7 separate regions of the Homo sapiens genome follow, and all the other regions are linked to region 1. A link is an interaction called in ENCODE POLR2A ChIA-PET data of the cell type or tissue named here. Cell type or tissue: MCF 10A. All regions are shown on one strand. Region 1 holds the start of DIAPH1-AS1 (DIAPH1 antisense RNA 1). Region 2 holds the start of PCDHB11 (protocadherin beta 11). Region 3 holds the start of PCDHB14 (protocadherin beta 14). Region 4 holds the start of PCDHGB5 (protocadherin gamma subfamily B, 5). Region 5 holds the start of PCDHGA10 (protocadherin gamma subfamily A, 10). Region 6 holds the start of PCDHGC3 (protocadherin gamma subfamily C, 3). Region 7 holds the start of PCDHB10 (protocadherin beta 10).

Region 1 (4,000 bases):
CAGTCCTTCCCCACCCACATCCTAGAAGCAGACCTCTTTTTAGCACTCCCTAATTGAGTCACCATCCTGGGTGTGCTGGGAAAGTATCTGTGGGAAACTCAATGACTATATTATCTGAAAGACCAAATGCTTGGTGAAGTGCCCAGATTTTTAATACTGCTTTTCTGCTACCCTTCCAGACTTATATCTGTCCCCTTCTTTATAACTCTCAGCATCTGGTTCTTCCTTTGGGATTCTGTGTGGCTTTGTTCTTGTCCTTTAGGTTTGTTCATTAATGCCAGTTTGCCCTGTCCCTCCTTACAGCTTGCACATCTGTAATGGTCTAGTTCTGTGGGATTTTGCAGATAGTTGTATATTTTGGCCAAGGTATCAGTGATACGGTTACCTTTGGGCAGGGATAACTGCTATTCGGTTGGCATGATATTTTTTCCTTCTATAATGTATACCTTAGTGATTGTTTTAAAGTGCTGAATTTATCCCTTATGTATATTACAACCATGAAGAATATAAATCAGAAGTCCTCCATTTGGGCAGCTTCTTATATTAACACTTATATTAACATTAAGACCCTCTTACTGTCTCCTCTTCCCAGAATTAGAGAGTTGATGTAGTGCTTAATAGACATGGCTTATTGTATGCTAGGTGAACTTGGCAATTCCATAGCTATGTTACCCTCACAGAAAGTTATTTCCTGGAGAGATTATTAAGTGTTCTGATCTTTCATATATGCCTGAGAGATCTAAGATTCTTCCACAAAGACCCTATTTCTTCAGAGAAAACTATAGTGATGCCAGAGTCTTTTTTTTTTTTTTTTTAACAACTTGTGATTTTTGTGCACCTGTGTTGTATGTGTTGCCATTATCTCACTTTAGGGACGTTGGATAAACTGGCGTATTTGTGCAGCCTCATTTAAGTAGTGGCAACCATTAATGACTTGTACCCACAAGTTTTTCCAGATAATTTCTGTTTTTTCCACCTTTCTTACATGTTCTTTTTTAGTCATAGGTACTTGGCTTACTCAAGGGAGGTGTAGCGTAAGATAAAGATAATGGAGGGTGTTCCCTGTAGAATAGGTACAAATGCTGCAGGCTTTATCTTGGGCAGAGCAAGTAGGGTTTTGGTCCTGAGTAAGTGAGTGAGGTTAGGTGGAGCTGCCTGTCTTCCAGCCGTGCGGATACAACTGACTCAGTCCGTGTTCTCAACAGTTTTTGAAAAGCCCATTTTTCTATCCCACTTACTCCCACCTGCAGTTCTTTAAGAACGTAGTTTCCAGGATGTCAGGCAACTCCCCACTCCTCCATTTCCTGTTTGTGGTCTTCATTGAGAGACGCCTTAAACAGGAATTCCTGGGGAAGTGCAGGCTATAGCGGTGGGATTCCGGGGGTCATTAGTCCATTATTGAAGCTGGGGAATCATGTACTATAAAAGGACCTCCCTTCCGTTCTGTTGTCTCCTAGAAACTATTACTGATCATAACCAAGCAGTAACTGCAACTCAGGGCTGTTGACTTGTGCCCTTTGTCTTTAGAGACTGAAAATTATTTTCCCTTCTTGTGCCTCAGTTTCTATTAGTTGAATTTTAGAGCTCAACATCAAGATTTGTGACAAAATTAACTTGGACTCTGTAGGACTGATTCGTTTGAAATGCAAAAGTAGTGAAGAACATAAAACAGACTCCCTATCTTGGCCGCCAGGGGGTGCCCTTTCCCTTCGCTTTACTGTCTGGCACTCCCCACCGCATTCAGCCATTTTAGACAGATTGTTTTTGCTCCCAGCTAACTCCATTTTGTATTTGTGACGCAGGAATAAAAAAAGGAGTTAGGCAAAGGAGGAGTCTGGTTTGCAGAGGGAGGGAGACTGGCTGAGGCGCAGCTACGTACTCTTTTACTCAGCAGTTGCTCATCAGGGACACACCTTGCTGCAGGCTGCCTGCATCCTGAGCAATCGATGCCGCAAGTCCTTGCCAGCGGAGCACAGAGCAAAATGGTTTGGCTGCCGGACACCTACTAACAGTGACAGAGTGCTAGCTTTTGAGGCAGCAGGCCAGGGCATCCCCTCTGCCTCATCTAGACTCTAATCCTGGGTTTAGGTGTTTTTGCTACAGAGATGTTTAGGGCAGTTTTCTTAATTATAGGATCAGATAAGAAAAGATACCCCCAAAAAAAGAAGAAAAAAAGGAACCCCTTTCACTTAGCTGTCTGGGAAGAATCAAATGCCCCAAGGACTCTAGGGAAATGGTCCTGAATTTTTTTAAAAAATGTTATTTTTGAAACCGTGAAAAAAATGCACGCACACATACACACATATATGTAAAGAGACTAGTATGAACACCCCTATGTCCATCACCCATTTAAAAAACTTAATCAACAGCTAGTCTTGTTTCATATACCTGTATCAACTTTGTCTTTGCCACCCATTATTTTTACATGTATCCTTGTTCATATTATTTAATCCTTAAGCAGTTCAGAATGTGTGTCAAAAAAATTAGGACTTTTAAAAGAAGATAATTACTACCATTATCACATTTAAAAAATTCTTTATCATCAGATAGCCAGTTAGTATTAAATTTCCCAAATTATCTTATGATAGTTGTTTTTTTTAATAGTTCATTTGAATCAGAGCCAAATAAAGTCTACACATTGCAGTTGGTTGATGTCTCTATAGGTTCTCTCTTATGCTCTTTTTTATTTTTTATTTTGCAATTTATTTATAGACTTAATTTCTTTTAAAAAGATCTCTGCCAGGCGCGGTGACTCACGCCTGTAATCCCAGCACTTTGGGAGGCCGAGGCGGGCGGATCACGTGAGGTTGGGAGTTTGAGACCAGCCTGGCCAATATGGCGAAACCTCGTCTCTACTAAAAATACAAAAATTAGCCGGGCCGCCTGGTGGCGCATGCCTGTAATTCCAGCTACTCGGGAGGCTGAGGCAGGAGAATTGCTTGAACCCGGGAGGCGGAGGTTGTGGTGAGCCAAGATTGCACCACTGCACTCAAGCCTGGGTGACAGAGTGAGACTCCATTTCAAAAAATAAATAAATAAATAAATAAAAAGAAGATCTCTCAGGTTGGGACTGAGAAGATACAAAGCCAGACTTCCCTTCTTGCCAGAGCAGAGCCTCTTCTTTAGGATTTCCCACAGAGGCTATTGGTGACCAAGTGAAGGAGCAATGCCCTGCCACCTTCAGAGGGAGAAAGGGCTGGACTCTTACTTTTCTCCTGACGTGATAATCTGTTACCCAAAGTCTTGAGAAAAGTTTGCACACTGCCGTCAACGGAGAACATGGTCATAGAAGTGGGCCTCACCCGTTCTAAGAATTAAAGGAGAGCTTTTAAGCTTTGGGACAACTGTGTTTGGCCACTGTGTAATAGCTGCATCCCTATGGTGATTCTAGAGTATCAGCTTTTTTTTTCCCGAATACTTTTTTTACTTAAGTAGCAGCTTTCTCCCTGGTAAGACTCAATGAATTAACAGCACTTCATGGACTTTTACAGAAAGAAAAAATATAATACTGTGTTGGGGCCGGGGGGGATGTGGTGAAAAGTCCTTTATGGCTTCAGGATTATAATATCGCTAGTCCTTCCCTTGACCTTTTTGGAGATACTCCCTGAGACTGACTTAGATGCAAATGATCAGATGAAAGTTCTTGCTTAATATTCTTCTCCCACTTCTGAAATGGGTCAGTGACTCTGACTTTCAGCAGCCACAGCAAGCAGTCTATTCCCTTGCCCAAGGGAAGGGCACAGGTGATAGAAGGGAATTAGCAGGGTCTGGCTTCTTGGCAAGGCTGGCAGGACACTCGTAGAGTCTGGTCTGTGGAGACTAGATTGGCCCCATGTCTAGTTTGGAAACTATAGTTCCCACTAGCAAAAGGTTTAGAATCTGCTGAATAGGTCAGGATTGCAGCAGCTAGAAATACGGATCCTGGCACGGCCACTTTTTAACCACATAGCTAGGTGTAAGGGTCTCTCTTTTCTACTATTGTTTGTTGAGAGTCACAGCC
Region 2 (4,000 bases), 360 kb after region 1:
TATTGAGTATGACTCAATCGTTTCAAAATCCAGAGGTGCTCTTAAAGTAATTTCTCCAGACTTTTGATTAATTTCAAATGTCTTGCGAATATCTTCTGAGGCATGGGAAAAGGTATAGCATATTTCACCATTTGTTCCAGAGTCTAAATCCCAAGCTGAGACAATCAAAATCAGCGAGCCAAGGATGCTATTCTCCCGAATCTTCACCTCATAAAAAGCCTGCTCAAATTCAGGGGAGTTGTCATTAATGTCCACAACCACCACCCTGACCAAGGCAGTTCCAGACCTGGGAGGGGACCCACCATCCAGAGCAGAGAGGATGAAACTGAGCTCCGGGAGCTCTTCATAATCCAGCGCCTTGTCCAGAACTAACTCGGGGTATTTCCTATTGTCTGGAATGACTCTCATTTTAATGTGAAAATGAGAGTTGGGGCTTATTGTGTAGCTTTTTACAGCATTGATTCCTACATCTAAATCCTTCGCACTTTCTAGTAAGAACACAGCACCAACGGGACTGTTCTCTGGGATTTCTAGGAGCATTTGTTTTTCCGAGAAGATGGGAGAGTGATCATTTATATCCCTGACCTGAAGCTCAATTTGTAAAAACTGCGTGGGGTTTTGCATTAACACCTGCAAATGTAGCACGCAAGGCTCGATGGAACCGCAGAGCTCCTCCCTGTCTAGTGTTTCACTTAAGAGCAAATCCCCAGTGTTTATGTCCAGCTGCAAACGCTGTTTCTTATCATTAGAGACCACCCGAGCCCCCCGTGAGGACAGTTCTCTCACCTTCAGCCCCAGGTCCTTTGCCAGATTGCCTACAAAACTCCCGCTCTGCATTTCTTCTGCCACAGAAAAGCTCCAGGTTTCAGAGCCCGCCTGAGACATTCCGAGCAAAACAAAGAGAAGCAGGACTTGCCTTATCTGCTGAGTGCGTGTCCCTTGGTTCTCCATAGTTCCTTTCTTGTAGGCTTCTTGAAGAAAGGCTTCAGCTCTGCGGAACGCGTCTCTGACTTGTCCACCAAATCCTCTGTGGTCTAAGGATTTTAACCCTGTTGAATGGTTTCCAGGTCACCCTCTTGAAGGCTTGTTGTTTCTGTCTTCTGATTCTCTGTGTGCACTGGATATCAGTGTTCACAACGCCATCCAGTGAATATATTTTTCACGATGTTATCCTGCAGCGCCACCAAGTGTCTCCATAGATTTTCACAGTTTGGTGAAAGCTACCTAAATTCCATTCACTTATATGTCCTCCGGAAACAAATATTGTTTTATTCATTGTGTTCAAGTGATTACAAATATATTGCACGTTCTGTAATAATTATTTCATATTCTCTTTAGTTTGATATGCTGTTAATATTCATCTTAAAGCATTTATCTTTCCCCCTTCTCCATACAACCAAACGTGCTTAGTTGTGGTGAATACAGAAATACAAGATGTGATTCCTGGCTCCCAGTGGTTTGTAATCTTTCTGAGAAGACTGGAAACATAAAACAACCATAATATTTTTAAGCTGTACAAAATTCTATCACTACTTGACTTTCCTTAGGTGGTAATGAAAAGGCAAACTATACATGGGTCATTTTAGAAGTCCTCTCAGAGGATATGAAACTGGATTAACCATGAGATGGGACATACTTTGATAGTTATGATAGCACAAGAAGGCATTTATATAGATTTCCTTGGTAGCAAGGAATTGTGAACTGCTAGAAAGTAAAGTAAGATATTGGGAGTAGAACACATTATGAGAATCCTTGATTTAGTTCCAGCTTCTCAAAAAATAATAAATACACAAGCACAAGCATGTTAGTTTCATTTAAAGCAGGCTTATTTCTAAGACTGCCCTCCCTCAGTTTCCCAAGATTTATTCCAGCAACATCTATGGCTATCTGCTTTGTTTTTCAGCTCAAGAAGACAGAATGAGAGATATTTTCTTCCTCAATAATAGAACAAAATCTTAGCCTTCATTCTGATTAGACCAACTGAGAGCACTTCAGCCTGTTACTGAAGAAATCAGTGTCTCAAGATGTATAGGATTAAAGGTAGAGATTATAGTCCCAGAATCTAAAGACTCCATCTTTGACCCTTTGTTTTAATCCAGGCAGAGATTGCCCCTTAAACTTGAGGTGGTTTCAGTCCTAGCCAAAGTGCATGGCATAATGAGGGAGATAGTTGGAATAGGTGCTTGGAAACTACCAATGGTATCCACTGTTAGACATCTCAAAGTACTCTCAATAATGGAGGACATCTAAGAAGTCTGCTTTTAAAAATTCTAATTTCAAATTACATTCACAAAAATGTGAACTAGATACATGGTTGAAAAATTATCAGTGCAGAAGAGTAGAAATTGAATAGTATGTGGATTGACTATACAATTATCCTTCCTTCTTCTTAACCCCTCTCTAAAATGACAGAAAAGTAATAAAAGGTATGAATTCACAAAGACTAAGAATACATAAGTAAATACACAAATTATTTGATGATAGAAAGCAGATGAAAGAGCAATTGACAATAGTTCCAAGAAATGTCTAAAATAAAGTTCCTTCATTGGAGATACTAAAAATAAACTACTGGGTTTTCCCTACACAATCCTAGTAGGTACCAGACTTGGAGGAACCAGGTGTATAAGAAGGCTGAAGTCAAGTAAGGGCTTAAAAAAGAAGTTATTAGTTGAAAGTATGTATGTAGGATAGTTGAATTCTCTGGTCTTTTCACCATCATACAGAGACAAGAAAATAACTGAGAGCCAGAGAATGGAAAGCTTATACTCTGGAGAAATTAGATTATATTCTGGAGAAATTATACTATCTCCAGTCTTGGAAACCCCAGGCAGAGCTGAGTGAAAGTAGGAGGTATGAAACTAAAGATAGGGAGATTAGGCAAAACACTGCCTTCTGTATTGTGAGACTCCTAGCCATGATACTCTCAGATTGTAGGACACAAGATATATGCCTGACATCTTCCCCATCGCACCCAAAACATTGAATATTGTAGAATTCTATCCTGGGGAATATGAAAGGCGCAGATAAAGACTTACATGTACTGATATGTGGGGGTTTCCCAAGGTAGTAGCTCTATCCTAGCATGGTTACATTAGAGTGAAGCCCTGTCATCAATACTCATGAAGTGTTGACTGTCAGCATTTGCTGTGTCACCATTCATATATATAATAAGACAGTCAAAGATAACAAGACATTTGAGAAAATGCCTACAACATGAAATAGAAAAGCCAAAACTGTAATACTACCGCCAAGCACAAAAAGCAACAGGAGGGAATAGATATAATTCAGAAAACAAAAGAAAGCCTTTTAAAATGTCTGATTAGTATCCCCAGAGAAACAAAATGTAATAAGAGCTAACACTTATTGACTTATTCTAAGTTCATTATTCTAGTGCCTCATATGGATTTACCTAGTTGATGTTAACAGTAACCCTATCAAGTACGTATTTATACCTGGAAGACAAAGAATAGCTTAGGGCTTAAGTGCCCCTTACTAGCTATATAGCCTTAGGCAAATTCTTAACTTCCCTTTGATTCACTTGCAAGTTTAAAATAGGTATAATAATAACTCTTACTATATAATGCATTTTTAAAGAATAAATAGATTAATTATAGATGAAAGAAGATTTACATTTGCAAATTTGTAATAGGATGTTATGAAAAACCAAGAGCTCTTAAAAATAAATATTTGCTATCCAAAAAGAAAAACTTAAATATGGAGATTGGATGATTAAATAAATTGTCTAATAAGTAGAACAAGAGATGGAAAAGAAGAAAAAAATTATAATTTAGAGTCTCAGAAAATCAACACAGGAGGTGCAATATTTAATGAGATTCTGGTTAAAGTGAGACTGTAGAAAACTCAATGGATAAATTATTACTAAAACATAACAAGAAAATTTCTCAGAACTTACAGTAAGAGTCTATATGTTAACAGGGTATGCCTGCATGGCCAGATTAATAAATAAAATGCCTGTATTAAGGTCTTTTCAGATTACCAG
Region 3 (4,000 bases), 330 kb after region 1:
GCTTGGCCGCGTCGCGCTCGCTCAGCAGCCTGGCGGTGCGCACCTCGCCATTGTGCGCCCACACGCCGAACAGCCCGGGCTCCGTGGCCTTGAGCAGCTGGTACGACAGCCAGGCGTTCTGGCCCGAGTCGCCGTCCACCGCCACCACCTTGGTCACCAGGTAGCCCGGCTCGGCCGCCCGGGGCACCAGCTCGGTGCAGGGCGCGGAGCCGTTCTGCAGCGGGTACAGCACGAAGGGCGAGTTGTCGTTGGCGTCCAGCACCAGCACGCGCACCAGCGCCTCGCTGCTCAACGCCGGGGACCCGCGGTCTGTGGCGCCCACGCGAAACTCGAACTCCTGTAGGGCCTCGTAGTCCAGCGACCTGAGGGCAAACAGGTGGCCATTGTCCGCGTTGATGGAGACCAAGGAGGCGAGGGGCAGGTGCCGGTCCTGGGGCGGCAGCAGCGAGTAGTTGACCTGGGCGTTGGTGCCTGAGTCTCTGTCTGTGGCGCTGACGCTGCCGATGTGCAGGGCGGGGCTGTTGTTCTCGCGGACGAACAGGGTGTAGGAGGTTTGGGTGAAGGTGGGGGCGTTGTCATTGACGTCAGAGAGCAGCACGGTTATGTTGTACTCGGTTTTCAGCCTGGGTGTCCCCAAGTCTGTGACGGTGATCGTGATGTTGTACTCGGCTTGGCTCTCTCTGTCCAGTGCTTTTTCAGAAACTAGAGTGAAAAAGTTCTTGAAGGTCGGTTTCAGGAAAAAAGGGAGGTTATCTTGAATAGAGCAAATCATCCTCCCATTGTCTCCAGAGTCTTGGTCTAGGATACTAAAAAGAGCTACTAGGGTCTCTGAGGCATTCTCTGGAATTCTCTTTGTAATCGACGATATGGTCACTTCTGGTGGGTTGTCGTTTATATCCATAACTTTAACTAGAAGGGTGCATTTTCCTGAAAGACCCCCACCATCTGTTGCCTGAATATTTATAGTGTAGGACTGTATTACTTCAAAATCCAGGGGTGATCTCAAATTAACTTCCCCAGATATTGGATTAATTTCAAATGTTTTACGAATATCTTCTGATGCATGGAAAAATGTGTAAGATATTTTTCCATAGTTTCCTGCATCCAGATCCTTAGCTGAGATGGTGGCAATCCAGGAGCCAAGGGGTCTGTCCTCGGGGACTTGCACCTCATAGAGACTCTGAGGAAACTCAGGGGCATTATCATTGATGTCCAACACCTTGATGAGAACCAAAGTTGTCCCAGACTTGGGCGGGGATCCACCATCCACTGCTGTGAGTGTTAATCTGAGTTCAGCTTCCTGTTCATAATCTAAAGCTCTATCTAGGACCAGCTCTGGGTATATCTTTCTGTCACTACTGTCGGGAATTTTAATGTAGAAGTGAGAATTGGGGCTAATTGTGTAGTTTTGGAGACTGTTGCTTCCGACATCCAAATCTTGAGCACTCTCCATTAGAAAGGTAGCTCCAACAGTGGTACCTTCTGATATTTTAATAAGTATTTCCTTGTCTAGAAATGTAGGGGAGTGATCATTTATGTCTTTGACACACAGCTCAAACCGAAAAAACTGTAAAGGGTTTTCCAAAACCACCTGAAAATGCAGCACACAGGGCTCGGTGGAGCCACACAGCTCGTCTCGGTCTAGTTTCTCATTTAGGAGCAAATTCCCAGTCAGCAAATCAAGGTGCAAATACTTTTTATTATCATCAGACACTACCCGGGCTTCACGTGAAGACAGCTCCTCCACCCCCAGCCCTAGGTCCCTCGCTAGATTAGCCACAAAAGAGCCAATTTCTGTTTCCTCTGCCACAGAATAGTGTGCAGATTCAGTACCTGCCCGAGACAATCCCAGCAAAACAAGGAATATTAGAACTTGCCTTTTTCGCAGATCGAGTGCCCCTCTGATCTCCATGGTTCCTTTAGGCAATCTCTTGTGGAAAAACTGAAGCTCAGCCGTAATTTTGGAAGCTGAAGCTCTGGTTTTTAACAGGAACCCCCTGGAGAGTGTATCCTCCAGCAGCTCTGTAGGCGAAGCTCCTTTAATGCCTGTCTTTTCAGTGGGTTGGATGCTTTCTGTTCTCCTGAATAGCGAAGCTCACCGTGCCAGCCTATGTACTGTTTTCGTCTTATCCTGTAGCGCCACCATGTGTCTCCATGTTTTTTTTTTCATTAAAAAAGTTTTCCTCTTTGAAAAAGTAATTCATAAATACATCCGGAACATTCGAAACAAATCCCAGACATCATTTTTTTTCCTTTAAATACTTCACTAAGTATTTTTAATAGGTAAGGCCTTCTAAAAGATAATTGTAATAAAACGTTCACAATCAACAACTTGAGCAATAATTCCTTGGTGTAATTTATACTGCATTTGGTTTTCCCCAGTTCTCTCCAAAATGTCCTTTGCTGTTGGTTTGTTTGAATTTGAATCCAGAAAAGTCCATACACTGCATTATCACTGTTTTGAATGCTCGGCACTAAAGGATCTGTTAAAATATTCTGAACTGAAGAAATAATTTTTTATTTAAGTCATTTCTCGAGTAATTACAAATATATTATCTCCTTCACTCTTGTAAATACTTGTTGTCAGCTATAGTTGGTAATATCATTACTTTTTTCACTTTTATATTTTAAAAATATAAAGAAGGACATGGCACAAATAAGTTAGAGATAATTCTTGCTCTTACAGAGCTCACAAGCTAGAAAAATTGGCAGACAAGTAAACGAAGTATGTCATAATGTATGCATTTATAAAAAGTAATATAGAAATACCTAGAAAAGACTTCTTGTACCTAGGAGGCTGCATACCTTAGTGCTTGGGAATATGGGATCTGGAACCAAATTATCAATATTAGAATCCTGGTTATGTGACTTACTATCTATAAGCTTGGGCAAGTTATAGATACCTTTGTTTCCTCACCTGTAAAATGGGGTAATAATATTTGTCTCCTATGATTATTATCGTAGGCATCTAATGAATTAATATTTACAAAGTGGTTTGTAAGTGCTGGTTAAGTGTCTGTCAAAAATAAAATAATTAAGATCAAAGTCGGACTTGGGACATCAGTGAAAGCTTTCCTGAGGTAATGAAAAATACATTGTGATCTGAAGGAACTAGCCAGGAGAAGGAGGAATATTTCAGATGGGCATTTTGAGGAACACAGAGAAATGAAGTATGCCTTGGACTTTAAAAACTATGGAAGGGGAGGGTCTAACAATGAAATTAGGGTTAAAAGCATGGTGAGAACATGAATCATTATACAGGTCATATCATGCATTCTTGAATTTATCCTAAAGGTAATTCAAGTACAAAGATGGGTTTTAAATATCTGATTAACATGATTACATCTGCATTTTAAAAAATCAGTTTGGCTGCAGTATGGAGAATTAATTTCAGGGGGAGTGACTGGAGAATCAAGGAGATCAGATAAGAGATGATGATCTGGATGAGGATAATGCCAGTGTGGATGGAGAGAAGAGGGATGAATAGAAAGGTATGAGGAGATGAAATGTTTTCAACTGTTGGTTGATAGGTTGCATGGGGAGAAAAATGGGAAAGACTCAGAGATGATATCACACCTCTGGACTGGGCATCTGGATGACTAGTGGTGTCATTCACTAGGACAGGGAATGCTAAAAAAAAACATGATTGGGGTGGAAAAAGATGAAGTGTTCAGTTTTGAACATGCTGATATTGAGGTAAGTGCCTGTAGGATGTGTGTTTGCGTGGTGGTGGGGTGTGTGTGTGTGTGTTTGCATATAACCAAAGCATAGGAAATAAATCTGAGCTGGCAATATGAACTGTGGTGTGTATATATGTATATATATAGAGAGAGACAGAGAGAGACAGAGAGAGAGAGCATATATATAGCATATATATAGAGAGAGAGCATATATATAGCATATATACAGAGAGCATATATATAGCATATATATATATATAGCATTCATGGTTTCAATCACCATATATATATATATATATATATATATACACACCATGAAT
Region 4 (4,000 bases), 160 kb after region 1:
GTGGTGCCGCTTAGGGGTGGATGTCCACCGTCCAAGGCAGTCAGGACTAAACGATGGTAACTCTGTTGTTCCCGGTCTAAGGTTTTCTCCAGTGCCAGTTCCGGGTATTTACTACCATCCTGTTTCTCCTTAATTATTAATGAGAAACTTGGGTTAAGAGAGAGTTTATACTTCTGCAGAGAGTTTAAGCCAATATCTGCATCTTCTGCTACTTCTAGTATAAATCTTGTGCCAGGCTGTGCAGACTCACTTATTTGCAGCTCAAAGGAATTTTGCGTGAATTTTGGCGTGTGGTCATTAATGTCCTCGATCTCCACATTCACGTGATAAAAGTTCAGTGGATTTTCAGCAACAGCCTCAAATTCCAGAGCACAAGCTGGCTTCTTCCCGCATATCTCCTCCCTGTCTAGCCTGCTGCTCACAAGCAACTCCCCGCTCTCTGCGCTCACGGTGAAGTAAGGCTTCTCCGAACTGACGCGCAGTTTTCGAGTCGGTAACTCCTGGACGCTGAACCCCAGGTCCGTGGCGAGGTTCCCCACTACGGAGCCCTTGGGCATTTCCTCGGGAATCCTGTAGCGGATCTGCTCACAGAGCGCCGGGCAGAACAAAGACAGCAGGAAGAGAAAGAGCACTGGCAGCCTCTCAGCCCGGCCCAGCTCCCCGGCGCCGCTCCCCATCCCTCTTGCTCTCCTCAGCTTGCTCACCAGCCTGGAGACGCCAGGTTACAAATAACCTCTGTATTGTAGATTTTTGGATCTCCGAACGGGCTTTAGTTCCAGTTCCAGTTTAGGAAACGATTCTTTTTCCGAGGAGGAAGCGGTGTAAAGGCCGGCGCTGGGGAGTCTGAGCTGGGGCTGCCCTGGAAAGCGCGCTGCGGCTGCGCGAGGAGATCTGGAGCGCCAAGCTCTGCACTTTGGCCAACAGCGGCGCCCAGAGTCAGCACTAGGAAACTACAGCCTCTGCGGCTTCAAGTTAACCAGTGCAGTAATTGTTTTTGTGTGCCTAACTTAACAAGCCAAGTTTTTACGTCCATATACTTAATAAAAAATTATAACAACTTCTTTAAGGTATCTTTCTCTGTTTTCCAAATTGTTAGAAATATCACGTTGGGTTTTTATACAAACCTGCATACATTGGTCCATTCTTTCACCATTCTGCAAACATACCTTGAACTCTTAGCTAGAACTAAGTATTGCCCTTGTCACTGGCAATATAATAATTAATATGATACAGTTCTTGCTCTCAGAGCCTTCATACTATACTGATTTCAAAAATTCATTTTTTATTAGCTATGGAAACAATTTTATCATTCTTCTGTTCATTTCTATGATTTCCAACTCCCCAATATTTCTAGTGTTTTATATTACACATATTAGGGAAATCTATACTATTTAAAACTATTTTGTAAAGTTGTGGCAATTTTATACCAATCCCCAAACATCTCCTCTTCCTGACTATATTAACATTCTTTATAAAAATAATTTTTCTTTACTCTTCTACTTCAGGAAATATTCATTCAAGTATACTGCCCATATGATGTAGCTAAGAAATGATATACCCTACTACGTTGCTCTTCTTCATATCTCAAAATACTTCTCTTATGTCATATCTTTTACAGTACATAAATTCATTCTTAAGAGTTATTGGGGAAATGCTTATCTATTCTGCAATACAAGGTACAAAGGGATATTCTAGTGGATTGCATTATTATCCTATCTGAAATGACTTTGGAATTGGATAAATGAAGCTCATAAGTTCATTTACATAAATTTGTGGACATTGGTCAACCTTCTTTAGTCCATTTGTCAGATTAATAAAAACAACTAGCCAACATTTTTAGGGAGAGTAAGGATTTTCTTTCCTACCAGGGCAACTTTCATCCGAGTTTTTAAAATTGCAAAGTGCCAATAATATGTTGTCCTCTCAAATGTGCATCCAAATGGTACACAAACTATGAAGTTAACTCCCACTCCACTGAATATGCACCATACAGTAGAACACTACACAATCCTTAGGAAATGTCCTTTTCATTAATAACAAACATTTATTGGGTCATCTACTTCTACCTTACAACAATCAATTCAGGTATTAGCTTTATTCAAATGCTACAAGAAGGTATGCAGGAATACAATAATGGATAGCCTATACCGAGTTTTTACTATTAATATTAGTTTTTTTTTTTTTTGAGACGGAGTCTCACCCTGTTGCCCAGGCTGGAGTGCAGTGACAGGATCGAGGCTCACTGCAACCTCCACCTCCCGGGTTCAAGTGATTCTTCTGCCTCAGCCTCCCGAGTAGCTGGGACCACAGGCGCATGCCACCATGCCTGGCTAATTTTTGTAGTTTTTAGTAGAGACGGGGTTTCACCATGTTTGCCAGGCTGATCTTGAACTCCTGACCTCAGGTGATCCACCCACCTCAGTCTCCCAAAGTGCTGGGATTACAGGCGTGAGCCACCGCACCCGGCCTAATAATAGTTTTTTTAGAGACAGGGTCTAGTTCTGCCACCTAGGCTGGAGTGCAGTGGCATGATCATAGCTCACTGCAGTTTCAAACCCCCGGGGCTCAAGCGGTCCTCCTGCCCCAGCCTCCCAAAGTGCTGGGATTTCAGACATGAGGCACTGTGTCCAGCCAAGACTGAATAACTTTAATTGAATTGATCAGCTTATTTAGAACTTGTGTACCTGAAACATTGGTTCTTAATATCAACATTCTCACCACTTCACATCAATGCACAACCGAAACAGCTAATTGGAATTGTATTGAAATATGTTCTTACATATTTTACAAAAGTCACTTTCAACAGTTTAAAATTACATTTTAATTCAGATCTAATGTTTTTGCTTTTGTTTTTTGTTTGGGGGAGCAATGGACATTCTAGGCTTTAGATTTCATGTCTCCATGGGCATGGAGCCCAGGTGACCACTGACTCACATACTTAATATTTAGTAACCAGTCTCATCTCCCACCAAGATCCATCTTTAAAGTTTGTTCATGTTTTGAAGGATGGTAAGAAGTATTAAAGTTTTGAAGGGCACTGGTACAGAAACAGGGCTCAGAAAAGAGGTTTAAAGTGAAGAAATCTACAAGAGCCTAGTTACAGGTTCAAATGCTAAACATAACCCTAAAAATTCTGAGATATATTTTACTTTTGCTAAGCTAATAACAAGGCTTTAGACTTCTTGATAATTTTCTGAAGTTCTAGTTTGGGATACACACACACACACACACACACACACACACACACACACACACACACACAAACAATAGCAAAATTACCAGTATGGACGGGTAGCTACTTCTTAAGTGAATGAGTGATAATAGGAATAAAATACTGGAAGGCTTAAAATGGTTGAACAATCTTTTCCAAGTCGTTTAAAAGCAAATGAAACAATAACCTATGACTATTAGAGTTCAATTTTATAGTAACACCACCAAAATAAACCCAAAACTCTGTGATACACCTTAAAAATTATTTTCAACTATCTTCACAATGTTTTTCAAAACATAATTTATGCCAAATAAAATTCATCTGGAAATTAAAAGCAAGCAAAGAACTAAACTCACCTGACCATGATCAGCTTCATTCTTATATTCATGAAAATCTACGGATGTTAACAAAGAATCATTTTTCTCACAGCCCTCCTGACTGATGAGCATGTCTGCGTAGTTGGGCTGGGGAAAGATCAGGTGACTCTTCCGCGAGTCGGCGGTGAGGGAGACTTCCTGGGAATAGGTCTGCAGGAAAGCCTGTACCTCCTCAACACCCACAAAATGTGAGGCAGGCACGCCTACCAATCTGCCACCGGAATCCTGGAGCAGGCGTGACTTGTGCCAGCGCCTCAGCCTGAGCCCCAGAAGCACAGCGACAAAGGCGAGGAAGACACAGGAGATGGCAGCCACTGCCACCACGAGATAGAGTGTAAGGCTCGAATCGTTCGGGTCGACCGAAGGCTTCAGACTGCCCAACTCGGTCAGGACTTCGGGGATGCTGTCAGCC
Region 5 (4,000 bases), 140 kb after region 1:
AGCTCCACGCCTGTGGAACCGTCTGTGGGGAGGGCGGGGTACAGGATCTCGGGCGCATTGTCGTTCTGGTCCAGCACAAACAGGCTCAACGACACGTTGCTGCTGAGTGGAGGATCCCCGCTGTCGCTGGCTGTCACCTGCATCTGTAGCTCATGAAACTGCTCATAGTCGAAGGATCTGAGTGCATACAGGACGCCAGTGTCTGAGTTGATGGATATGTATGAGGACAGAGGTACCCCCTGGATGGTGTCTTCAGCCAGGGAGTAAATAATCTGGGCATTCTCTTTGCTGTCCGGGTCCAGCGCTGTCACTGAGAAGATGGAGGCACCCCTGGCGTTGTTCTCTGGGATATAGGTAAAGTAGGAGACTTGAGAGAAGGTAGGTGGGTTGTCATTGATATCTGCCACTTGTAGCATAAAGTGAGCTTCCGTTGATAGAGGAGGACTTCCCCCATCTGTGGCTGTCACTGTGATATTGTAAGAGGATACCTGTTCCCTGTCAAGGGCTCTGTGTATCACCAATCTGTAATAACTGTCAATGGACTTTTCTAATTTAAATGGTAGATACGCCAAAATGGAACAGGTTACCTGTCCATTCTGCTCAGAGTCTAAATCATGCACATTTAAAAGGGCTACGACTGTTCCCAGAGGTGAATCTTCAGTCACTGGACTAAATAGAGACGTGATGGTCAGCTCTGGACTGTTGTCATTTACATCTTCTACTGTAATCAACACTTTTGCAGTTGCAAGATATGCTCCTCCATCTTCTGCTTGTATTTCTATTTCATAGAAACCGGTTTCTTCATAATCTAGATTTTCTGATATTTTTATTTCTCCAGTATATTTGTTTAGTTGGAACTTCAACAATTGCGTGTCAGGTAATTTTCGGAATGAATATGTCACTTCTCCATTGGCACCTTCGTCCCTGTCGGTGGCTGTGACTGTCAGCAGCTGAGTGCCCACAGGCAAATTCTCAGGAACACTCACTCGGTATTCTGGCAAGGTGAAGACCGGCGCGTTGTCATTTGCATCGAAGACAGTCACACTGACAAGGACAGTGCCAGATCGGAGAGGGTCACCCCCGTCGGAGGCGGTGAGGACCAGGTGGTGAATGGCCTCTTCCTCGCGATCTAGGGAGTGCTCCAGTACCAGCTCCGGGTACTTGACGCCATTGGCACGGCTCTGAACTCTTAGGGAGAAGTGCTTATTGGGGCTGAGCTGATAGCTCTGCAGGGAGTTCACGCCCACATCCGGATCAATAGCTTCCGGGAGAGGAAAACGCATTCCCGCAGCGACATTTTCATTAATTTTTACGTCTAGATTTTCTGCTTGGAATTTTGGAGCATTGTCATTGATATCAGTTACTTCTATTTCTATCCCAAAAAGTTTCACCCTGTCTTCCACAAGGATATTAAAACTCACCACGCACCGCGCGCTCTGAGCGCAGAGCTCCTCCCGGTCTATCCTGCCCGCGGTGATCAAGCTGCCGCTGCGCGGGTTCAGAGAGAAAAGCTGCGTCCTACCTCTGGAGACTATGCGGACTCCGCGCTCCGCCAGCTCCCGGGGCGCCAGACCCAAGTCCTTGGAGATGTTGCCCACGAAAGAGCCTTTCTCTAATTCCTCAGGAATTGAGTAGGAGATCTGCCGGGCTCCAGCCTCCCATGGAATCCCGAAGAAAAGGCAGAGCAGGACCAGCCCGCTGCAATCCTTTGATTCCTTTGAGCGATTCCTTTGAGCGGCCATTGTAGTCTGGTTACAGAATTCTGCAAAGTCCTCACTGGACACGTTGTGTGTTTCAACCGGTTCCTTTGTCTTTCTGTGGCTTCAGGGTGTCTCTGTAGCCTGGGCACTTTAAATTCTGGAGTGAGCTTCCCTGCAGCCCAGCAGCCGGTTTGTGGGGCTTGTGTAGTTGAAGCCCTGAGAATCCGGATTGAGCTCTGGCTGCGTTTTCTCTCCTAGTAGGTGAACAGCGGCGCTCAGAGTCCTAAGAAGTTACTGCACCCAAGTGATACATGCAATGGAAAGTAAACTATTCTGTTGGATTATTATATTTTACATAGATTCTTTGGTTTCTCCACTCCTATCTTTAAATAATTTACTATATGTAGGTTTCTTAGGGGAGGTGTGATAAAGTGGAGTGAAAATATTGTAAATATTTCAAGATAATGTTTGGTTAAATATATATTTGCAACACGTTTTCCCAACAGAAATGTACACACTTTAATAAAAGGTAAATAATACTTATTTTAGGTCATATTAGTGTCTAGGTAAATTCAGAAAAGTCTTATAATTTAAAATTGTGATTTGAATAGGCCAATTTTATTTAGTATACATTCATACAAAGATTATATTAAATAAACTCATGAGATAATTCACTCTGAAGCTTTATAATTGTAACTACTTAATTCATTAAACTTATTTAGCTTAGGATTGTGTAAGAGGTTTTTAAAGTACTCTTCTAGAATAGTTTTACTGAGCCTTAATTAACCTTTTTGTGTAAAACATACTTTATCTTACAGGGATACAAGTTAAATGGACCTATTTAAATGATTAAGCAGGTAATCACAAACTAAAATGAACATATATTACAGTTGCAAATTAAACTGTTTGCATTGTAATGAGAAAAGAAATACGTAGAATTTGAAGTACTAAAAGTTTTAGAAAACAAAGTTAGATGTAGTGATATAGGTTTTTAACAAGTAAGTGTTTATGTCAAATGACCTGTTTTCATCAGAGCATTAATACCAGTATAAATAATCTCTTCTCTTAGGCAGTTTGTATCAGAGGCCAAAGTCCAGTGGTTCACATATCTTCAACTGTGTGTGCCCATCAACCCAGTAGCAATTGTTCCCTCAAATGCAAAGGGTATAGAAGTTCACTTCTTTCACACAGAGAACAGGATGTTCAGAAGTGTTTATGTCACTATGCCTTCCAAGTATAGAACTCTTCAAAGATTTTATCTTTTTTCTTCAAAAATCTTCTATCAGAGAATCAGAGACAGAGACTGAGTGCAAAGGCAATAGTATTTCATTTATTTCTTAGAAATGTCTTTTTTTTTTGAGACAGGGTCTCACTCTGTCACCTAGACAGCTCACTGCAGCCTAGACTTCCTGGGCTCAAGCGATTCTCCCACCACAGCCACCAGAGTAGCTGAGACCACAGGCATGTGCCACCACACCCTGCTAATTTTTAAATGTTCTGTAGCGATGGAGTCTCCCTGTGTTGCCCAGGCTGGTCTCAAATTCCTGCGCTCAAGAGATTCTCCACCTCCACCTCCCAAAGTGCTGGGATTACAGCACACTTGGCCCTGCCTGCATATTTATTTATTTATTTTAGAGACAGGGTCGCACTCTGTCGCCCAGGCTGGAGTGCAGTGGCAAGATCAGGGCTCACTGCAACCTTGACCTCCCAGGACCAAGCAATCCACCCAGCTCAGCCTCCCAAGTAGCTGGGACCACAGGGGAATGCTACCACACTCTGCTAATGTTTTTTTTTGTTGTTGTTGTTTTAGTAGAGATGGGGGGTCTCCCTATATTGCCCAGGCTGGTCTCAATTCTTGGGCTCAAGTGATACTTTCCGATTCAGCCTATCAAAGTGCTGTGATTATAGGTGTGAGCCACTGGGCCTGTCTTCTGAATATTTTTAGGCTTTAAAAATATATAAATAAGATATCGTAAATTCACTAAGTCTTCGCAAATTTGAATAGATAGGTTACTTGTTTGTTTTCTTAGATGCCAAGACCACTGCTTCTGTTCGATAGTCAGAACTTGACAAAATATTGTGGCTCACGCCTGTAATCCCAGCACTTTGAGAGGCCAAGGTGGGAGGATCACGAGGACAGGAGTTTCTGAACAGCCTGGTCGACATAGTGAAACCCCATGTCTACTAAAAATACAAAAAATTTAGCTGTGGTGAGGGGCACCAGTAATCCCAGCTACTTGGGAGGCTGAGGCAGGAGAATCGCTTGAACCCAGAAGGCGGAGGTTGCAGTGAGCAGAGAT
Region 6 (4,000 bases), 82 kb after region 1:
TTGAACACGCACTATTGTAAGGGCTGAGAGGGAAGGGGTTCCGGCGTCTCGGGCGGTGATGCTGAGGTTGTATTCTGGCACAGTCTCCCGATCCAGGTCTGCACTGGTTTTCAAAGTGAAGTAATTCTTGAGGGAAGAAGTAAGGCTGAAAGGGAGACCCGGTGGAACTTCGCAGGTCACCAGCCCGTTCTCGCCAGCATCCAGGTCAGTCACACTGAGCAAAGCGATGACAGTCCCCAGAGGGGCATCCTCGGGTACTGGGCTGTACACGGAGGTGACTGTGATCTCCGGGGCGTTGTCATTCACATCCACAACCTCCACCAACACTTTGCAATGTGCTCCTTCGGGATTGGCGCCCTTGTCTTTGGCCTGGATGTAAATCTCATGGAGTTTGGTGTCCTCGAAGTCCAGCCGACCCTTGATTGTCAGCATCCCGGTTACAAGGTCTAAGGCGAATAGTTGCCGCACGCCGGCGCGGTTGTGGCTGCCGAAGGAGTAAATAATTTCACCGTTGGGGCCTTCATCCAGATCCGTTGCAAGGACTTGTACCACGCGCGTGCCGGAGGGTGCATCCTCCAGGACGCGCGCCCGGTACAAGGACTGGTTGAAGACAGGCGCATTGTCATTCGCGTCCAGCACCTTGATGTGAATAGGCAGGCTGGCGGAGAGAGCTGGGGTCCCTCCGTCCAACGCCGTCAGCACTAACTGGAGACTAGGCTCCCGTTCTCGGTCCAGGGCGCGCTCCAACACCAGCTCCGCGTACTTGGTGCTGTCCTCCCGCGTCTGCACGCGAAGCGCAAAGTATTCATTTCGGCTCAGCTCATAGGTTTGTAAAGAGTTGCTTCCCACATCGGGATCGTGCGCGCTCTCGAGCGGAAAGCGCGTCCCCGGAGCCACGGCCTCGCTAATCTCCAATTTCATTTCCTGGGTAGGGAAAGCAGGATTGTTGTCGTTGATGTCCTGGATCACCACTTCCACGCTGAACAGCTCCAGCGGGTTCTCCACTACCAACTCCAGAGTTACAGTGCAAGAGGGCAGTGTCCCACACAGCTCCTCTCGATCCAGACGGTCGTTCACAAACATCTCTCCGGTCTCCCGGTTCACCTCAAAGAATCTTCGGCTAGCTCCAGACACCACCCGGAACCTGCGGGCTGAGAGGCTACCGAGATCCAAACCAAGGTTCGCGACCACGTTGCCCACAGCGAAACCCTTCTCTCTTTCCTCCGGGATCTCATAGTGAATGACCGTGGAAGCCTTGTTCAAGGCACCAAGCAGAAGCAAAACTCCCACTACCCTCCCGGTGCTTACCAGTCCGCTCCTCCAGGCCTCTGGGACCATCTCACTCAAAAGCAGTTCCTCTCAGCGGGGTCCAGATCGTCCCTGAGATTTCGCTGAGAAACTTTCAGCGGGTTAGCGCTTGGGCGCTGGGCGCCGAGTCCGACATGGCTTTCTGGATGCCGTTGATTTGCTCGCCGGCTGTTCAGTCTCTGCCTCATCCCGGGGCGCAGAAAGGGGACGGGCAGGGGCCCGATCTCCAGCGTCTTCATTGGCCGACAGCGGCACACAGAGTCCCAGCCAATAACTGCACGAAGAATGAGCTAGCGCCGGGCTCTCTGAGCAGGACACGCGCTAGCGCCAGGAACTTCACTTTCCTTTGGCTTCCTTCCAGAGTTTCCAGCCAAAGCGCCTTGCCAGTATCGGTGCATAGGAAACCTACCTTAGGGAAAGCCAGCCTTGGGGCTGTGAGGCTAGCCGTTCTGCAAGTCTCCAATCCAAATCAAGACTCATTAAACATTTGAATCACTTTCTTTGATCACAAGAAAGGGGATCGAACCAAACCGAAAACTACACAACATTGTCTGGAAAAACACCAACAAATCTGGCTTGTTGGAAGACAGACAATTAGCCGGACCCTACTTGTAAGGAGGCATTTAGCATTTCCGTGGAGACATTAATAATTTCAGTTTTATCTCTTACCAAATGAAATTAGCATTCCCTGTCACTTCCTCATTATCTGGAGCTACTATCAAATTAGCAGGAGTTACAATCTATTGGTTTAACTCTGGCTTATAAAATTTAAAAGTACAATTCAGATTTTATTTCTTTTAAAACTGGATGTCATTGTTAGCTCTCATTTCTTAAGAACCAGGGAGCAATAAGAAATTTCCCTACCCTGTCTTTCACAAGGAGCATGATCTCAGTTGTAGAGCACACTCTCTCTATCGTTTCCCTTTACTTGATCAATCCTTTTCCCAAGATCTTGGGTACCATATGCCACAAGAAGTTGCACTGCTAATGAAGAAGAAGACGGAGAAGATTTCAAAAAGAAAAAAAGCCAGGCCTATTTACCACCTAGGATCTTTATAAAATTATTGAAATAATGGCAGCAAAGCTCCACAAATCTTTAGAAAATACAAAGCCTTTAGTCACAGAATAAAGAGCCTTAACTTTTCTGCATTTAGAATTGTTGTCACCAAACAAAATTATAATGATTAGGATAGTGAATAAAAGAGTCCACTGTGATATAAGCCAGAGATGAGATGTATATCCTTGAACAAGAAATGAACCTCTAAGAGTTCCTGCTCCTATCCTATTAAATGAAGAAGGCAGGTAAAGTGCCTGGCACAGAGTAAGCCTCAATTAATGATGCAAACCACTCCATTAGATGTAAAGTGTTAGAGCCTCATACTATTTCTGTATATTTGTCTTGGACATCACTTTGATTGCATAGAGTCCTTTTGAAGTATAATAGAACCTTGAACATAAGTGAAGGGGTAGGCACATAGGTTAGGTAGGTAGAAAAGAAGTAAGGATATATAGGATATTTCCGGAAGAGATGAAAAGCCATATGTGACCTATATTTCCATGTCTTTAACACTTCAATTAATCTCTGAAAACCCCCAGTTTTAAATGCTCAAGTTTGATAATTAGCCAGACCAGCAAGAGGGCTGATAGGCATTAGAAGATAGAATACATTTAGAATTTAGAATAAAGAGTATAGCCCAATCACTTGCTACTCAAAGTGTGAGGACCAATGGTCTAGGCATCACCGGGGAGCTTGTTAGAAATGCAGAAATGCCCTCCTCTAGACCTACTGAGACATGACTTACATTTTAACAAAACATCAGGGTGATTTGAAAACACATTAAAGTTTGACAAGCACTGATCTAGTGGGTTATTCAGAGATACACTGGTTTATCAGTCTTTTTTTCCCCTATTCAGCATCACTTAATTCACAATCTGGTTTTTGAAAATCAGCTTTTAAAAATGTAAGTAGTTTTCTCAATAATAAGGCCTGTCATTTTCTTGATAATAAGGCCTGTAGTTTTCTGAGATTTTCGTTGTTGTTGTTTTTGTTGTTGTTTGTTTTTTGGTTTTTGTTTCTGAGGCAGGATCTCGCTCTGTCATCCAGGCTGGAGTACAGTGGAATAATCATAGCTCACTGTAACTTCCAGCTCCTTGGGCTCAAGGGATCCTCCCGCCTCAGACTTCTAAGTAGATGGGACTACAGGCCTGAGCTACTGCACCCAGCTCATAGTTTTCTTAAGACCTCTTCATGAACCAACAGAACCCTTGTGTATGCATTCTCCACAATAGCGAGGTTCATCTTCCTAAAATTTTAATTGGATCACACAATTGTCCAGCTGCTCCTCAGTAGCATCATACTGCTCTTGAATTAAAATACCAAATCCTTTGCATAGTATCCAAGTTCTCATGTCTTCTCCCTCTCTCACTATATTCCATTGCACCACTTGGAGGGTGGTCAGAACCCCAGCCCTTCCCTGTCTCAGGGCCTTCACACAAATTGTTCCTTTGCCAGGAAAGCTGCTTTTTCCTCCCTCCCTTTGCTTTGCTAATTTCTACAGGTCTGTCTGGTCTTAGTTTAAATGTTATTTCCTAATAGAGGTCTTCCATTAGGCCCCAGTTAAAACCAGGATCCTTTGTTATGCTCTCTCAGAACACCTTATATTTTTTCCATTGAACTTGGCACAACTTTAAA
Region 7 (4,000 bases), 370 kb after region 1:
GCAGGGCGCGGAGCCGTTCTGCAGCGGGTACAGCACGAAGGGCGAGTTGTCGTTGGCGTCCAGCACCAGCACGCGCACCAGCGCCTCTCTGCTCAGCGCGGGGGAGCCGCGGTCTGTGGCGCCCACGCGGAACTCGAAAGCCTGCAGGGCCTCGTAGTCCAGCGACCTGAGGGCGAACAGGTGGCCGTTGTCCGCGTTGATGGAGACCAGGGAGGCGAGGGGCAGGTGCGGGTCTTGGGGCGGCAGCAGCGAGTAGGTGACCTGGGCGTTGGTGCCCGAGTCTCTGTCTGTGGCGCTGACGCTGCCGATGTGCAGGGCGGGGCTGTTGTTCTCGCGGACGAACAGGGTGTAGGAGGTTTGGGTGAAGGCGGGGGCGTTGTCATTGACGTCGGAGACCAGGACCGTTATGTTGTGCTCGGTTTTCAGCCTGGGTGTCCCCAAGTCAGTGACGGTGATAGTGATGTTGTACTCGGCTCTGATCTCTCTGTCCAGCGCGCCTTCTGTAATTAGGATGTAAAAATTCTCCACAGAAGGTTTTAGTAGGAATGGCAGATTCTCTTGAATGTAGCAAACCATCTTTCCATTTTCTCCAGAGTCTCTGTCATTAATCTTAAAAACAGCCAGCGGCGTCTCAGGAGAATTCTCAGCAACAGAGTTGGAAAATGATGATACGATCAGTTCAGGGGGATTGTCATTGGTGTCCAATACTTCCACTAAAACCCTACATCTTGCAGAAAGGCCTCCACCGTCCATTGCCTGTATATTTATTTTGTAAGAATTTACTAACTCATAATCAAGCAATTCTCTGAGAAAGATTTCCCCAGAAAAAGGATTGATTTGAAAGGTTGTTCGAATATTTTCTGAGGCATCAAAAAATGAATAGGATACTTCCGCGTTGACTCCAGAGTCTACATCTTCTGCCCATACCTTAACAATAAGGAACCCAATGGGGCTGTTTTCTGGAGCCTGGGTCTCATACAGAGCCTGGGCAAACTGTGGGGCATTGTCATTGACGTCCAAGACAACGATGCGTACAGTAGAGGTCCCAGACCTGGATGGAGACCCACCATCCAGCGCTGTGAGGGTTAAGCTGAGCTCTCCCTGCTCCTCCCGATCCAGTGCTTTGTCCAACACTAGCTCTGGATATATCATGCCTTCATCACCGCCACTAATGTTAATATGGAAAAAAGAGTTGGGGCTGATCGTGTAGTTTTGGATACCGTTAAGTCCTCCATCTGGATCCTGTGCTCTTTCTAGTCTAAATGCTGTCCCTTCAGCTGTATTTTCTGATATTTTTAAGACTGTTTCTTTGTCCTGAAATACTGGCGCGTGATCATTTATATCCCTGACTCTCAGCTCAGCCCGGTAAATCTGAAAGGGATCATCCATTAAAATTTGGAAATACAGCATACAGGGCTCTTTAGGGCCACACAGCTTCTCTCGGTCCAGTTTCTCATTTGTGAGCAAATTCCCGGTATGTGAATCCAGGAGCAGGTATTGTTTGTTATCATCGGAAACCACCCTGGTTCCCCTTGCAGCCAGCTCCCCCTCTGCTAGTCCCAGATCCTTTGCCAGATTGACCACAAAGGATCCTTTCTCTGTTTCCTCAGTCACCGAATAACGTCCAAACCCAGAACCTGCCAAGGACACTCCCCAAAAAAGAAAAAGAAACAGGACTTGCCTTTGTCTTGGGAAGCACAACTCTCTGACAGCCATAGCTGCTGCATACGTTATTTCCTAGTTGGTTACAGCCACAGCTCCCAGCATAAAAGAACAGCAGTAGGAAACCCTGCACCTACGCCGTGTAGCCCAGGGGTCTTTTTTGTCCTTTCCCTTTCCCAATCTTTGGCAGCTAAAGCTTCTCTTTTAAGTTCATCTGTCCGTGTCTTCCTTTATTAGTGACTTGCATAGCATCCTCAGAGCAATTCCCAAACCGTCTCTTTAGCCTGCAGCGCCACCGTGTGGCCTCCACCAGATTTCAGTAGTTGTACCCATTTGGGTGTGTGTATTCAGACAATTTCCTTTAGTGCCTCATTTAAATTTTTCATGTTTATTTTCGTTTGTCTTGTAAAAATTAATGTTGAGACAGAGAAATAGTCACATTGTTGAGATTCTTCAATTCTTTTTGGGAAAAGTTAAAAATTCAACACTTGAAAATATGTTTCTAGCAATAACTCTGTCCACCTCACTGTGCTAAATTTAGCTCTCTACTAGTCCTTTCATCTCAGACACAACTCTCACACAATGTCAAGAATCAAAGGGAAAATGTTGCTGACATCTGGGATCACCAAAGTAACAGGAGATTTTACTTTTCCAGAAACATCGGGATAAGAACACCAAAACAGACAAAGAAAATATGTTTCACACCTTCCTCAACAAACTTCAAAATCTCATCACACTGATTAAGGAGAATCATCACTCTGTAATCTTGTATAATGCATTTAAGCTGTCCCTCCTCTATTCTCTCATAAAAACTTGTGTATACAACTATGATTGCCCTGCAAATATTATTGCTTCTTAATTCATGCAAATCTATTTCTTCTTCAATGTGTGGGCTACTTAAGGATAGGAACTATGTCCTAATCATCTGTGAGTGACAAATCAGACAAGCAATAAATACTGCCTGTATTAGGACATGCATAAATAAACTCAGATGGGTAGAACCTGAAACGTTTTCCAGTGCCTTTCAATTCCGACCACTTGAAAGTTTTTTTCTTTCATTTACTCTTTGCAATTTCTGTTTCCTTACTTTCACTTGTCTTTGTTTTTCTTGTATTAGCTTTAAAGTAACTTACAGGGTTAAATAAGAGATTGATCCTTATTTTAAGGTCCCCTCTTAATTGAAATTTAGCAGGATCTAACTTCTCTGCACCAAATAAAGGGAGGTAAAGAACAGACCACACTAACACCTATCTTAACACTATTAAAATTAAGAACAGCATTCTAGTGTCTTTTTTCATAGAATTTTATTCAAAGTTCTTTTTAAGTTATTTTATATTTTATTTTATTTTATTTTGATGGAGTTTTGCTCTTATTGCCCAGGCTGGAGTACAATGGTGCAATCTCGGCTCAAAGCAACTTCCACCTCCTGGGTTCAAGCGATTCTCCTGCCTCAGCCTCCCGAGTAGCTGGGATTACAAGCATGTGCCACCATGCCTGGCTAATTTTGTATTTTTAGTAAAGACGGGGTTACTTAACGTTGGTCAGGCTGGTCTCAAACTCGTGACCTAAGGTGATCTGCCCGCCTTGGCCTCCCAAAGTGCTGGGATTACAGGAATGAGCCACTGAGCCCTGCCTCAAAGACCTTATATCTAGAAAGAAGCTCTATTTTGTCTATAATAGGCCCAAATGGATTAAGTCAAGGAATGTCGTGGAGGAAAAGGCTAGACACTACCAATAACACTCTAATAGCTGAATATAAAAGCCGCACAATATAAACCTCTACTTTGTGATTGCTGTTGTTTTTTCAACTGGATGGCACTGGGCTATTAGCCATTAAAAATTTAACAGGAACCTCAGGAACCTCTGATTTGTTTATACAGAATTAAAAGGAGCAAATTAAATATTTTCACATGATCCTATAGAATGACTAAATTTTTTTTTTTTTTTTGGTTTCCAGACTAAAGCCCATTTACACACGCTTAATATCTTGCAGTGGTTTTTCTTCTAAGGCTAATTAGGGGTTTATTTATCATATCACTTACAAGAGAAACATTATATTTCAAATAGGGAACTATCAATGCCGGGAAACTAGAACTTTAAAATAAAAGGTAAAGTTTAAGAAAATTATTGTAGGCTGGGTGCGGTGGCTCATGCCTGTAAATCCCAGCAATTTGGGAGGCTGAGTGGGGTGGATCACGAGGTCAAGAGATAGACCATCCTGGCCACCATGATGAAACCCGTCTCTACTGAAAATACAAAAATTAGCCGAACGTGGTGACATGCAACTGTAGTCCCAGATACTCTGGAGGCTGAGGCAGGAGAATCGCTTGAACCTGGG

What was found. ChIA-PET counts read pairs that join two places held together with the same protein. Peaks named below come from ENCODE experiments on the same cell type or tissue, not always from the same donor. Only the 100,000 strongest peaks of a DNase experiment are listed, where the experiment ranks them.
Region 2: POLR2A ChIA-PET joins it to region 1 with 26 read pairs; 4 of 35 experiments call an interaction of 5 or more read pairs at or near these places.
Region 3: POLR2A ChIA-PET joins it to region 1 with 91 read pairs; 5 of 35 experiments call an interaction of 5 or more read pairs at or near these places.
Region 4: POLR2A ChIA-PET joins it to region 1 with 10 read pairs; 8 of 35 experiments call an interaction of 5 or more read pairs at or near these places.
Region 5: POLR2A ChIA-PET joins it to region 1 with 11 read pairs; 15 of 35 experiments call an interaction of 5 or more read pairs at or near these places.
Region 6: POLR2A ChIA-PET joins it to region 1 with 37 read pairs; 8 of 35 experiments call an interaction of 5 or more read pairs at or near these places.
Region 7: POLR2A ChIA-PET joins it to region 1 with 15 read pairs; 4 of 35 experiments call an interaction of 5 or more read pairs at or near these places.

What each region holds. Positions count from the first base shown.
Region 1 is chr5:141,555,732-141,559,731 of GRCh38, reverse strand. The region is part of intron 18 of DIAPH1 (diaphanous related formin 1); the gene reads left to right. It overlaps DIAPH1-AS1 (DIAPH1 antisense RNA 1), which reads right to left and starts at 1,421. Exons shown (of 3, transcript NR_038333.1): 1 at 1,245-1,421. RefSeq lists enhancers at 1,536-1,830, 1,591-2,443. In MCF 10A, CTCF peaks have their summits at 1,696 (motif pointing right) and 2,929; DNase peaks (open chromatin) are centred at 51, 1,291 and 1,771.
Region 2 is chr5:141,196,726-141,200,725 of GRCh38, reverse strand. It overlaps PCDHB11 (protocadherin beta 11), which reads right to left and starts at 1,099. Exons shown (of 1, transcript NM_018931.3): 1 at 1-1,099. The coding sequence starts at 951. It also overlaps PCDHB@. In MCF 10A, a CTCF peak has its summit at 1,199 (motif pointing left); no DNase peak of the experiment used is centred here.
Region 3 is chr5:141,221,418-141,225,417 of GRCh38, reverse strand. It overlaps PCDHB14 (protocadherin beta 14), which reads right to left and starts at 2,075. Exons shown (of 1, transcript NM_018934.4): 1 at 1-2,075. The coding sequence starts at 1,912. It also overlaps PCDHB@. In MCF 10A, a CTCF peak has its summit at 2,135 (motif pointing left); a DNase peak (open chromatin) is centred at 2,107.
Region 4 is chr5:141,394,805-141,398,804 of GRCh38, reverse strand. All of the region lies in intron 1 of PCDHGA1 (protocadherin gamma subfamily A, 1), which reads right to left. The region is part of intron 1 of PCDHGA2 (protocadherin gamma subfamily A, 2); the gene reads right to left. All of the region lies in intron 1 of PCDHGA3 (protocadherin gamma subfamily A, 3), which reads right to left. All of the region lies in intron 1 of PCDHGB1 (protocadherin gamma subfamily B, 1), which reads right to left. It also overlaps PCDHGA4, PCDHGB2, PCDHGA5, PCDHGB3, PCDHGA6 and PCDHGA7, and 4 more genes. In MCF 10A, a CTCF peak has its summit at 937; no DNase peak of the experiment used is centred here.
Region 5 is chr5:141,410,918-141,414,917 of GRCh38, reverse strand. The region is part of intron 1 of PCDHGA1 (protocadherin gamma subfamily A, 1); the gene reads right to left. The region is part of intron 1 of PCDHGA2 (protocadherin gamma subfamily A, 2); the gene reads right to left. The region is part of intron 1 of PCDHGA3 (protocadherin gamma subfamily A, 3); the gene reads right to left. The region is part of intron 1 of PCDHGB1 (protocadherin gamma subfamily B, 1); the gene reads right to left. It also overlaps PCDHGA4, PCDHGB2, PCDHGA5, PCDHGB3, PCDHGA6 and PCDHGA7, and 7 more genes. In MCF 10A, a CTCF peak has its summit at 1,955; a DNase peak (open chromatin) is centred at 1,957.
Region 6 is chr5:141,473,455-141,477,454 of GRCh38, reverse strand. The region is part of intron 1 of PCDHGA1 (protocadherin gamma subfamily A, 1); the gene reads right to left. All of the region lies in intron 1 of PCDHGA2 (protocadherin gamma subfamily A, 2), which reads right to left. All of the region lies in intron 1 of PCDHGA3 (protocadherin gamma subfamily A, 3), which reads right to left. The region is part of intron 1 of PCDHGB1 (protocadherin gamma subfamily B, 1); the gene reads right to left. It also overlaps PCDHGA4, PCDHGB2, PCDHGA5, PCDHGB3, PCDHGA6 and PCDHGA7, and 11 more genes. RefSeq lists enhancers at 639-1,182, 1,640-1,749. In MCF 10A, a CTCF peak has its summit at 1,544; DNase peaks (open chromatin) are centred at 944 and 1,584.
Region 7 is chr5:141,190,269-141,194,268 of GRCh38, reverse strand. PCDHB9 (protocadherin beta 9) reads right to left here. Exons shown (of 1, transcript NM_019119.5): 1 at 2,728-4,000. PCDHB10 (protocadherin beta 10) reads right to left here and starts at 1,916. Exons shown (of 1, transcript NM_018930.4): 1 at 1-1,916. The coding sequence starts at 1,716. It also overlaps PCDHB@. RefSeq lists an enhancer at 1-53. In MCF 10A, a CTCF peak has its summit at 1,971 (motif pointing left); a DNase peak (open chromatin) is centred at 1,958.